2 separate regions of the Homo sapiens genome follow, and region 2 is linked to region 1. The links are chromatin loops, found by intact Hi-C in ENCODE. Cell type or tissue: mammary epithelial cell. All regions are shown on one strand. Each heading gives the region's core, and the rest is flanking DNA. Links, peaks and the distances in the headings are about the cores only.

What was found. Hi-C counts contacts between places; a loop is a spot of excess contacts. Peaks named below come from ENCODE experiments on the same cell type or tissue, not always from the same donor. Only the 100,000 strongest peaks of a DNase experiment are listed, where the experiment ranks them.
Region 2: a loop joins it to region 1, with 3 times the contacts of the local background. A loop is called at or near these places in 1 of 110 quality-filtered maps.

What each region holds. Positions count from the first base shown.
Region 1 is chr6:160,947,122-160,952,509 of GRCh38, forward strand. All of the region lies in intron 3 of LOC102724087 (a long non-coding RNA gene), which reads left to right. Among named protein-coding and RNA genes, the nearest start is that of MAP3K4, 42 kb to the right of the region's middle. In mammary epithelial cell, for the core only: no CTCF peak of the experiment used is centred there; DNase peaks (open chromatin) are centred at 2,600 and 3,600; H3K27ac peaks cover 2,033 bases.
Region 2 is chr6:161,031,080-161,036,467 of GRCh38, forward strand. It overlaps MAP3K4 (mitogen-activated protein kinase kinase kinase 4), which reads left to right. Exons shown (of 27, transcript NM_005922.4): 2 at 3,180-3,370. Among named protein-coding and RNA genes, the nearest start is that of MAP3K4-AS1, 41 kb to the left of the region's middle. In mammary epithelial cell, for the core only: no CTCF peak of the experiment used is centred there; a DNase peak (open chromatin) is centred at 2,762; H3K4me3 peaks cover 211 bases; H3K27ac peaks cover 2,268 bases.

The DNA of each region.
Region 1 (5,388 bases), core at 227-5,226:
ATCCTAGTAATGAATAAAAAAAGACTTTAAGGTATAATTGACAATAAGTTGGCCTTTGCCATTTAAATAAGGAAATTGAGGGCAAAAAAAATCCTCTGAATGTGTATAGAAAATGCTGCTGGGGAGTGGTTTATGAATATTTAATTAAAGAGATGAGAGCCAGGCAAGGTGACTCACACCTGTAATCCTGGCACTTTGGGAAGCCCAGGCGGGAGAATTGCTTGAGTCCAGGAGACCAGCCTGGGCAATATAGTGAAACCTCTTCTCTGCAAAATAATTTTTTTAATTAGCTGAGTGTGGTGGCACATGCCTGTAGTCCCAGCTACTTGGGAGGCTGAGGTGGGAAGATCCCTTGAACCTAGGAGTTCAAGGCTGCAGTGAGCTATGATCGCACCACTGCACTCCAGCCTGGGTGACACAGCAAGACCTTGTCTCAAAATTAAATAAATAAATAAAGAGATCGGAGGCATTACTACCATAAAGTATTTGCTATTGCTTTCTGGTGTCATTATAACAACCAGCATGTTCTGAATATCAGAATTATCTGTGACATTAAGTATGTATTTGAGCAACTATTAAAACTATATGTAATGGTGGCTCACATCTGTAATCCCAGCACTTTGGGAGGCCGAGGTGGGTGGATCATTTGAGGTCAGCAGTTCGAGACCACCCTGGTCAACTTGAGGAAACCTGGTCTCTACTAAAAATACAAAAATTAGCCAGACATGGTGGTACACACCTGTAATGCCAGCTACTTGGGAGGCTGAGGCAGGAGAATCGCTTGAACCTGGGAGGCGGAGGTTGCAGTGAGCCGAGATCATGCCACTGCACTCCAGCCTGGGTGATGGAGTAAGACTGCACCTCAAAAAAAAAAAAAAAAAAAAAGAAAGAAAAAAAACTATATGTAATCTATTGGATTTCTCAGAAATGGATTTTCCAAAGCAAAAGAATTTTATTTGACTAGTGTATGTTCAAACTATGTTATCTTTTATGCATCTGCAGATCAAAGATTACTTATAACTGTGTCAATGTGCCAATGCCCAGAAGAAAGATAAAAATATTTACCAGCATTTCTAGGAAATGAATGATATAGATCAAGCAACAGGATATTTTTATTTTTCATTCACATTTTTAATGAAACCCTTTCCCCTTGCATCACCAAAACTTTTTTCTAGCCAAAAAGAGAGAGAACTCAGTATCACATGTGGAAACTACCTCAGAGTTTCCTATGCCTTATTTGTTGTTAGGAATCTAGACATCATAAAAACTCAGAATATCCTCAGGTTTTGTTTTGTTTTGGTTTTGGTTTGGGGTTTTTTTGAGACAGGGTCTTGTGCTGTCACCCTGGCTGGAGTGCTATGGTGCTATCATGGCTCACTGCAGCCTCCACCTCTTAGGCTCGAGCAATCCTCCTACCTCAGCCTCCCGAGTAGCTGGGACCACAGGTGCACACCTCCATGCCCAGCTAATTTTTTGTATTTTTTGTAAAGATGGGGTTTCGCCATGTTGCCCAGGCTGGTCTCGAACTCCTGAGCTCAAGCAATCTGCCAGCCTGGGCCTCTCAAAGTGCTGGGTTTACAGGCAGGAGCCACTGTGTGCCACCTGTCCTCAATTTGTACCTTAATGATTTCAACAGCTATTGCTTAGTAGCTGTGGAGCAAAGAAGTACAAATTTGTATGTTTGCTAGATTGGGAATATAATTAGTGAAATCTAGAAGATACTTTTACAGTTGCTTTTGATGAGGTCTTATGGCCAGTTACATTATTATTCAATGGTATCTTAATTTCAAGAAGAATGTAGACTCACAGATACGGGACTAATTAAAGTGGAAAGGCACATTTACAGATAATCACAGTCTGCTTTTTTTGTGAGGCACATGAGTAGAGTTTCAACTTACACTATTGTTAAACCTATAATGGCATATCCATAGCCCTCTGTTAATCATTTTTTTGCCTCTTAGTTTATTTTCATATTTCCTTTGAAAGAAAAATACTAATAAAATTACATAAAGGATTTCTTTTCATAATTTTATGATCTAGAAAAGTAATTAACATATAAGTCCATTATAGCTAAAATTATACTGAAAATATATCTTCACACACCTCATACCACTACTACAACATATATTTGCCTGAGTTCCTTTCCTCTCCGCCCCGCAATTTCGTCAAAGCAAAAGGACCATCCCACTACAGAGTAAAACCCTAGGTAGATAGAAACAAAACAGCCAGGGAAGATCTAGAAATCCAGTTAGAGCCAGCATAGCACAAGATAATCAGTCTTTAAAAGAAGTCACATATTTAGGTTTTGCAAAACGTTTTTAAATTTTTTTACTTTAGATATAAAAGGCCAGACTCATTTTTCTAGATTATATCTCATATATTTTGAGGTTTCACATTTATGAAACAAAACCATAATTTCCTAAGTGTACAATTTCTTGAAAGCATTTCAACAAACATTTAAGTTTTAGTTTTTGTTAAGGAATTTCACCAAAGGCCTCTTTCTAAATCTTTTTTTTTTTTTTTTTTTTTTTTAGCTGAAGTTACTATTTTCCAACTACATGGTACAACACGCAGGCAACTCTGGGCATGTGCACACAAGTGCAACACACAGCCTCAGTGTTATGGGCAGAAAGCTTATTCACCAAAGACCTATTTTTAGATGAGTGCTGTGCCAAACTATACTGTTTCATTTTTTTAGGTTAAGAGCAATATTTCATGTAAAAAATGTTTTTAAAAATGCATTCAAGCTTTCTTGGGAATAATCCAACTGTTTTGCTAAACCTTCCCCTTTCTTCGAGGGTACAGAAGTACAAAGAGTATATTCAATTTGTTACATAAAAGAATACTCAAAGAAGACTGAAGCCACCTCCAGTTAGCAAGTTCTTTGCCATTCAGGTAACAATTCATCACAGTTTGACAAGATCACTTTTTAAATTTAGGCTTAAGAAGGACGGCAGAAATAGCTCTGGGCAGAGAGGAAAGGTTCACATGGATGTATATAATGCATTGTGGTTTGATATTTTACCCCACACCCATATTATAAATAAACACGACTGAAGTACAGTGTAAAAATCCTCCAAATAGTCACTGTGCTAAAACTAAGCATGTGTGCTATATTAAGAGAAGTGGTATCTACGGTACTTTTCATGATAAAATGCTTCTTTTCCTTTCCCCTCTCAAAAAAAAAAAAAGACTTTACGAACTTCTTCATAGTGATTGTATAGTTTGTAATTTGAAGTTCAAATTTGTAAAGTGAAGTTCAAGGTTAGAGGAGTGCAGTCAATTTTCATTTACAAACTTTGTAGATTTTGTGTAGGTAGTTTGCTTTCTTTGGCAATCATTTAAAATCTGGCTGGCCTCTGCTTGCTGGCCAAACACTTCCTGGGATTTCTCTCCTTCCAGAGACCTCTTTAAATTTCCCTAGAGTGTTTGCAAAAAGAACTGCTTTTAAAGATAGGCAAACCTACTTACGAGAAAGGAGCAAATGCCTGGGATATCTGAAGTTAATGCGTGTTGTTTTGGTAATCTGCTATTTTGAATGATGACATGAGCAGGCAGTGTGTCATTCACGGAACCAGCCCTGGTGCCAGTCTCCTACCAGTTTGTTTACCTCCAGCTCCTCTAGAAACAAGTTAAATGATGACTCGGGCCTGGTGTTGTGCTATATTTTAGCACTTAAAATGATTCAACAGAGTATATATTGATTTTATAGTTCCTTTGTAATGAAACCTTGGGAACCATTGTGTTTTTTAAATATAAACAAATGTATGTATTATTACCTACCTCGTTGAAATCAGCAACTGTCAGGAAGCTTAAAACAATGATTCCTTTTTGGGAGTCCCCTTTTGGGAAACCAAAGCCCCATTATTTTACTTGCTCGTATACTAATATCACACTGATTTGGGATGAGAATTAACCACATGTAATATCTGCAACAGCCATTCTTTCATTAAACAAATGTGTCCTGACCTCCTATTCTGTATCAGGACCATGTCAGGGGTGAGGCATGCAAAGGTGAAGGAGGTAATCCCTGTCCTCCAGTAGGTCACAAACTAAGAAGGAAAAAAAAAAAAAAAGCTAAGGAGGGAAACTGAGCCATAGAGAAATGATTAAAATAGGGTTTAGAATATGCAAATGTTAGTGTGTGCACAGGGTTTTCTGAGAACACAGAGAAGATTGGTCTGGGTGGGGCAGGCAAGGAAGGTTTCCTAAGCAAAGACGCCTGAATTGAGTCAAAGGGGATGAGCACCAGCACGTGGCCAACCAAGCAGGGGGAAGACACGTGTGGGAAGCGGGTGGTACTGGCAGTGGGGACAGGCCCATGGGACACAACAGCAAATGCACTAAAGAGCGTGATGCGCCTGAGGACCTATCAGTAGTTTGGCCCTGTTGGCACACGGAGTGAGAGATAAGGAGGAGCAAGCGGGGGAGTTGGAAAGGTCGGCGGGGCTGGTGCATGGAGGCTTTGGGACTTTAATCAACTTGGACTTCATCTTTAGCCCATAGGAAGCCCATCAAAAGTTTTAAAGCAGGGGAGTCATGTGGTCAGAGGTGCATTTTAGGTAGATCAATGTGTAGAGGACAGAACTGAAGAGAGCAGGACTGGACCCTGGAGAAGAGCTGGGAGACTCTTCTAGTAGTCAAGGTGAATGATGAACTAGATGGTGTTAGGAGTGGAAGGGGAGATGGCCTCCAGAAGTGACAACCTTCAGATCAGCAGAACTTGTTGAGTGATGAGATATGAAGGGTGAAGGAGCAAGAGCAGCCAAGAGTGACTCGAACCACTCGAGCTCAGAAGAACTGACGGCTGGAGAGACAGGAGCAGGGAACAGGGTCCATTTTGAGGGCAGATGATGGGAGAGGCTTCCCCTCCACCTCCCAGCACACACACACACACACACACACACACACACACACAATTTACATCTTTGTCTTGCTCCCATAATGCGCCATACCGTCCCCACAAGAACATTGTAGCACTTCATTTTAATTACTTCATTGTCTGTCTTCCTCACTAGACTATAAGCTAACTGACAACATGAATTGTGTTTGCTTTCTTCATTGTTCATTCCCAGAGTCAGCAGACTGCCTGGCACACGGTAGACATTAATAAATATGTATTAAAGGACTGTGTTCCATTTCAGATCATAATTAAGAATCAGCCATATATTTTCAGTTAGTTTTTTGCAATATTTTTATGACAGCCTTGTTGGAGTTGTTTAATAAAGAGACTCCATCTCAAAAAACAAAAAGAAAGAAATTTCTGCTCTTTATAAATTACCCAGTCTTGGGTATTCTGTTATAGCAGCACAGAGGAGACTAAGAAAACATTAGGCACTTTATGGAGTCAAAAAAAACCCAGAAAACCAAAAACTTAGAAAAACAGAA
Region 2 (5,388 bases), core at 336-5,335, 84 kb after region 1:
TTCAGTGTGATTTTTAAATGTTTACTGCTAGAATAATTAGATAATTTAGAAATACTTTGAAGTCAGTAGTTGTTCATTGTGTCTATGTGAATGTATAAGGATAAGACAGATGACTTTTGGTTTTGTAATAAATGCAGATCGGAAAACAAGGGACTGTTAGCTTCTATAGAATTATTACAAGGATTTATTCTTGTACTTTTATTTGACAGTACAGCCACATTAATTTTTCCATGTGTAGAGAAATAATTTGTCTACAGTTGGAGGTTAGCACAACACAAATATTCTTCTGGGTCCCCAATGTAAAGTCTTCATAAAAGTTAGCCTTTTTATTATATGTACTTTCTTAGACCCTCTTTATCTGCTAAAGCACAGGACTCAATTCCCATGGCATGTAGATCCCACAAAGGTACTTCTTTATTTATTTTTAAAAAATCAGCTGTGCTTGTCTTTTTAGATCGTGACGCTCCTCAGGTCGGGGGGCTTGATATTTGGATCACTGAGGTTTGATATTATCAGTCCCTCCTCACAACAATTCTCCTCCACTTTCACTCTGCATTGCATTAATTCATCATCCACACAGTACTGCTAGATACTAGCAAAACAGACCATTTTATATTTTTCGTAGCCCTTTGTTTCCATTACTTTAATTTTAAAAACACCTTTACAACTGAATTTCCTGAAATGGTTAGAATGTAGACCTTTAAAATTCCAGATTATTAGTCTTAATAGTCTTAGAAAGATTCAATAATGGATGCTTCACCCACCAGGACGGCTGAGACATGGCCTTAGCTTCTGAGTTCACATTCCTCCTCACCACAAAGGATGTGTTTTGAAAGAGATTTTGTTTGCTATTTCGTATCTGACTTCATTTTTCTAATTATCCTGTTATTCACTGCTGTCTGGCTTTGATGTATTTAACTGACTAAACATTTATGCTATAGTTTCCTGGCAGTTACCATTCTTATGTGTTAAGTGCATTATTATGAAAAGCACTGAATGAGAGCCCTATGCTGGACAGTCCTGGAGATTCAAAAGTAATAAAATATAGTCTTTTCTTAGTGTTTCCTTTAAGTATATTAAGTGTGGAAATTAAATGAAAACAGAAACCTTATAATATTGAGTTCGAAAGAATTCAGCAGATGTTTCAGATGTTAAAAGTGCTTCCAGGCCTACACCATGCTCAACTCCTAGGTGAGCTTCTCTCTTAAGGTGAAGCAGATAGATGAGCAAGAACTCAGGTTCCCTCACTGAGCACAGTGACCTCCCAAGGCCTGTGATATGAATGGTATCAAGCATTTAGTGAACACTTACTATATTCTGACTCTTTTGTTAAGTGTACATTATTGGGTTTAATCCTCATAGGAATAAGTATTTATAAGTCTAAGTATTTATTATCCTTATTTTGTAAATGTACACAGAGAGAAAATTTGTCCAAGGTCCACCCAGCTAATAGGCAGTACAGCTAGGATTTAAACGTGGGTCTACTACACCACCAAGGCTATGCTGCTTTTCATTCCAAACAGTGTTATTAACCACTGCAACACATGGAAAATAAATAAATGATTTTGGTGCTTATAGCCATGTTCTTTAATCAGTCAAATCAACTATTACACAGTGAGTATAGAAGAAGTGGGTGTAAGAAATTTCAAGTTAATCTGTAAGATTACACTTTATTGTGTGATGTTATGAGACTTAAATAATGTAGTTTAAGGAAATAGGTGCATTTAAAACGTATTTCTAAATTTGCACATGGTTTGAAGTTAGCTTTCAGGGCATTTAACTCGCATGTCTTGTGTGTACACATATGTTTAGGAGCACATGTGTACTCTCATAAAGTATTTAGAGTGGTCTTTAAAATGCAGTTATTAAAAAATCAGTTTTTGACCTATTAGGGATCTTTTGTAGATTTCAGTACTGTAAATTTTTATAATTCTGCAATATTTTTATTTTTCAAAAGGTAATTTATTTTCTGCAGTTTTGTCAATCTAATTCAGTAATAATGGGATCATACATTGTAGAGTAGCTTTTCTGTTTCCCTTATGACTTTGAAATAGCTTTGATTTTATATCAAGATATGAATTGCCAGGAAGAAATGGATTATATACTGGATATAATTTGGAGTTATGTTTATAAAATATAAAGCATATTTATATAAATATAAAGCATATTTTATAAATGTTCAGAAAGAGGTAGACTGTGATGGTACATATTTGGAAAGAATTTCATGATTGATTCCTTCTGTTTCACTTTTTAAGAATTGTATTTGCTCTCAATTTGTATCATTAAATTTTATTTTGTTAGCTTTGAGAAATTGAACTTTGTCAAAATAGTGATATTATTTGAGAAGTTGGCCAGGGATAGAGAATTGGCAGGCAGTGTTTTTAGAGAACAAATTAATGAGAAATTGCATTTTGAAGGTGAAAAGAAACAATTTTGTTTTTCCTCTTTTACATCATCCTTCTCCCCTGCACCTTGAGTTCTGCACTGTGGTTTTTTTCTTCCCAATTTTTTATTGTGTTAAAATACACATAAGATAAAATTTAATGTTTTAATCATTTTCAAGTGGTTCAGTGGTATTAAATACATACATAATGTCTGCACTGTAATTTTTATCAGACAACTTAGGAAATGGACCTGCCATACTTTCTTGGTACTTCGTGCTTTGCTGTGTGGATCATAGCAAAGTGCTCCTATACATTCTGTTTTCTGTGTGTTTCAAAGACAGAAAGAGGCGAGGCACTGAAGTTCAGAGCAGGACTGAACTTGCCCACTCATCAATTAAGCTGTCAGCAGCTAGCACATAAGTACATTTTTAGTTCTGTCTGATTTGTATCTTCTAGTCCTTCGCTGGTTTTTCCTTAAGGCGTAAGTTTTTAGTTCTATATTTCATTTGTGTTAGAAAGAGCTCTATAAACAAGAGAAACAGAAAGCATAACAGCTCTACCCATGTGGTACTCCTTGTTCATGGTAGGAGAAGCGGCAGTCACAATTATTACTCTCTTCAAGCAAAAGAAAAGTTCTCCTTTTGAGTTTTCACAGGTAAAAATGAGGAGGAGCACAGTGCTGAAGAGATTTTTCTGTACAAAAGTTTTACAAAGAATTATTTAAAAAATTATAAGTAAATTTGAATTCACTTAACTGTGTTGCTGAATATTTTCCCTGCACACTGTCTTTCATAGGCAAGAGGGCACATTGGGAGATTCAGCTTGCAAGAGTCCTGAATCTGATCTAGAAGACTTCTCCGATGAAACAAATACAGAGAATCTTTATGGTACCTCTCCCCCCAGCACACCTCGACAGATGAAACGCATGTCAACCAAACATCAGAGGAATAATGTGGGGAGGCCAGCCAGTCGGTCTAATTTGAAAGGTGAGTCTTGTACTTGAAAAGAGGTGTACATGAGAGGGTATGGCACTTGATTGATTCTTTCAACAATAAAGTTAGCAATTTCTTTTATTTTTAATTTGATTTTAATGCTCCTGTAAAGTTCAATTTTTTTTTGAATTATTACCATTAGTATTAATAAAATTGACACATAGTTTTCCAGAGATAGAAACGTTTGTCCTGAGTAATGGTTAAAGCCAGCAATGCACGGGCATTTGAAGAAGTGAAAGAGGGCAAATGTTTCCCAGTGTACTAATACAAGATGGCAACTGGTTACATGGGATAGATGGCCTTCTATTCTTTCAGTCTCTTAGGCTGAAGTTTCTAGATTTCCTCTGCCCAGAAGTGGTGTATTGGGGATTTGAGGAGAGACAGAGCCAGGCTGTCTTCCCCTGGATTCCCTCTGCTCTCTGCTGGTGCCCCGGGGTGCTATCTTTAGTGTGTAGGGCTCTCTTTTTCATACTAAGCACAGTGACCCCACACCTAACAACCATGACAGAACCTGCTTTCTACTTTTCTCTTTATTTAGGATCGTAAAGTCCACATATTGCTCTATTAGACACGGAGAGTTTCGTGCTTTTTCTTTCCCCCCAACCTCCTTTTAGTGGGACGTAACTGTTCTTTTTTTGTGGTAGATGAATTGAACGATACTGCGCTGCAGCCTCCTTGTACCCTACGTGATGGCCTGGAATCTTGTGGTTTTAGAATTTACCTGTTAATCTCAGCAAACCACTTGTCCTAAAACAAATGCCATATATTCCTGGAATTTATTCAGCTATTACTGCATGAGATGCGGATTTTAGTCTTCATCTTGTCTGAGAAATTTCTTCCTGTTGACCTCACACTCATTTCTACCTCTCCCTTTCTGTAGTCTGTGTTCATTCTTCCTCTTTGTTCTGCTTCCTCTTTCTGTAGATTTCTTCCATATATTGAGCTTTGATGGCTGTTAGTGGCATCTTCACTTTGCATTCCCATCAGAGCCCTTCCTCAAGAGAGCAGGAGGGCAAGAGAAGTGGGTTTTGTTGTGTTGATTTGCTTGAGTGAGATGCTATACAAGGGAAGTTCCCAAGCAGGAAAGAGTCTTTCCCACAAATGATTTTTCCACATAAGATACTTCTTATAAAATTTGATTTGCTGTAATTTTTTAACCTGTGGCCTGTACTTACCCCTTTGGAAATTTCCCACTGCAATTTGTCATCTTGAAAATCATTTATTGTACATTTTCTCAAAGAAATTTCTCAAATGACTATAGAAGTTTCTTATCTATGGTAGGAATCAGTGAAGTAGCATCTACTGAATCAACATTAGTTAATAAATATTTGCTTCGTGTTAGTAAAGTAAGAAGATGCCGGTAGTACACTTGCTTTTTCTTGTTGATTCATACTATTTTAGAACATGAGTTGAGAACACAATTTCCCCATTTTATAGATTGAGAAACTGAGGCCCAGGGCTTCAGAGCAAATCTTTTTAAGTCCAGAAGGCTTGAGATAGTGTCAGGACTATTTGTACCACTAGTTCTCCTGGTACTCTATTTGGACTTTTTCCTAGTACAAGCAACAGTGTTTACGCTTATCCGAAGGCAATATTTGAGTTGACTTTATGGTCTTTCACTAATCAGTGAGACAGCCAGTCACTAGATGTTTGTTGAGGTTCTGTTGTCCTGCTGGTCTGTGCGAGAGATAGAGGGAAAGGAAAGGATTGGCCCTTTTCTTCCACAATTTTTAAAATTGTTTATTTTATGAAATTATAGAATTTTAGAGCCAGAAGGAGCCTCAGAGATCATTTGCTCAAGTTCTTGCCGTTTTTCAGATGAAGAAGCTAATGCTCACAGACCCTTTGATTTATAGCTATCTGATAGCAGACCCAGGACACCAAAATCCTTAATAAGTTATTATTTTTCTTATTGCAAAAGATTATGTGTTTGTTGCAGGAAATTCAGAAAATACAGACAAAAGAATAAAAATCACCCATTAAACCTAATACACAAAAGTAGCTTCTTTTAC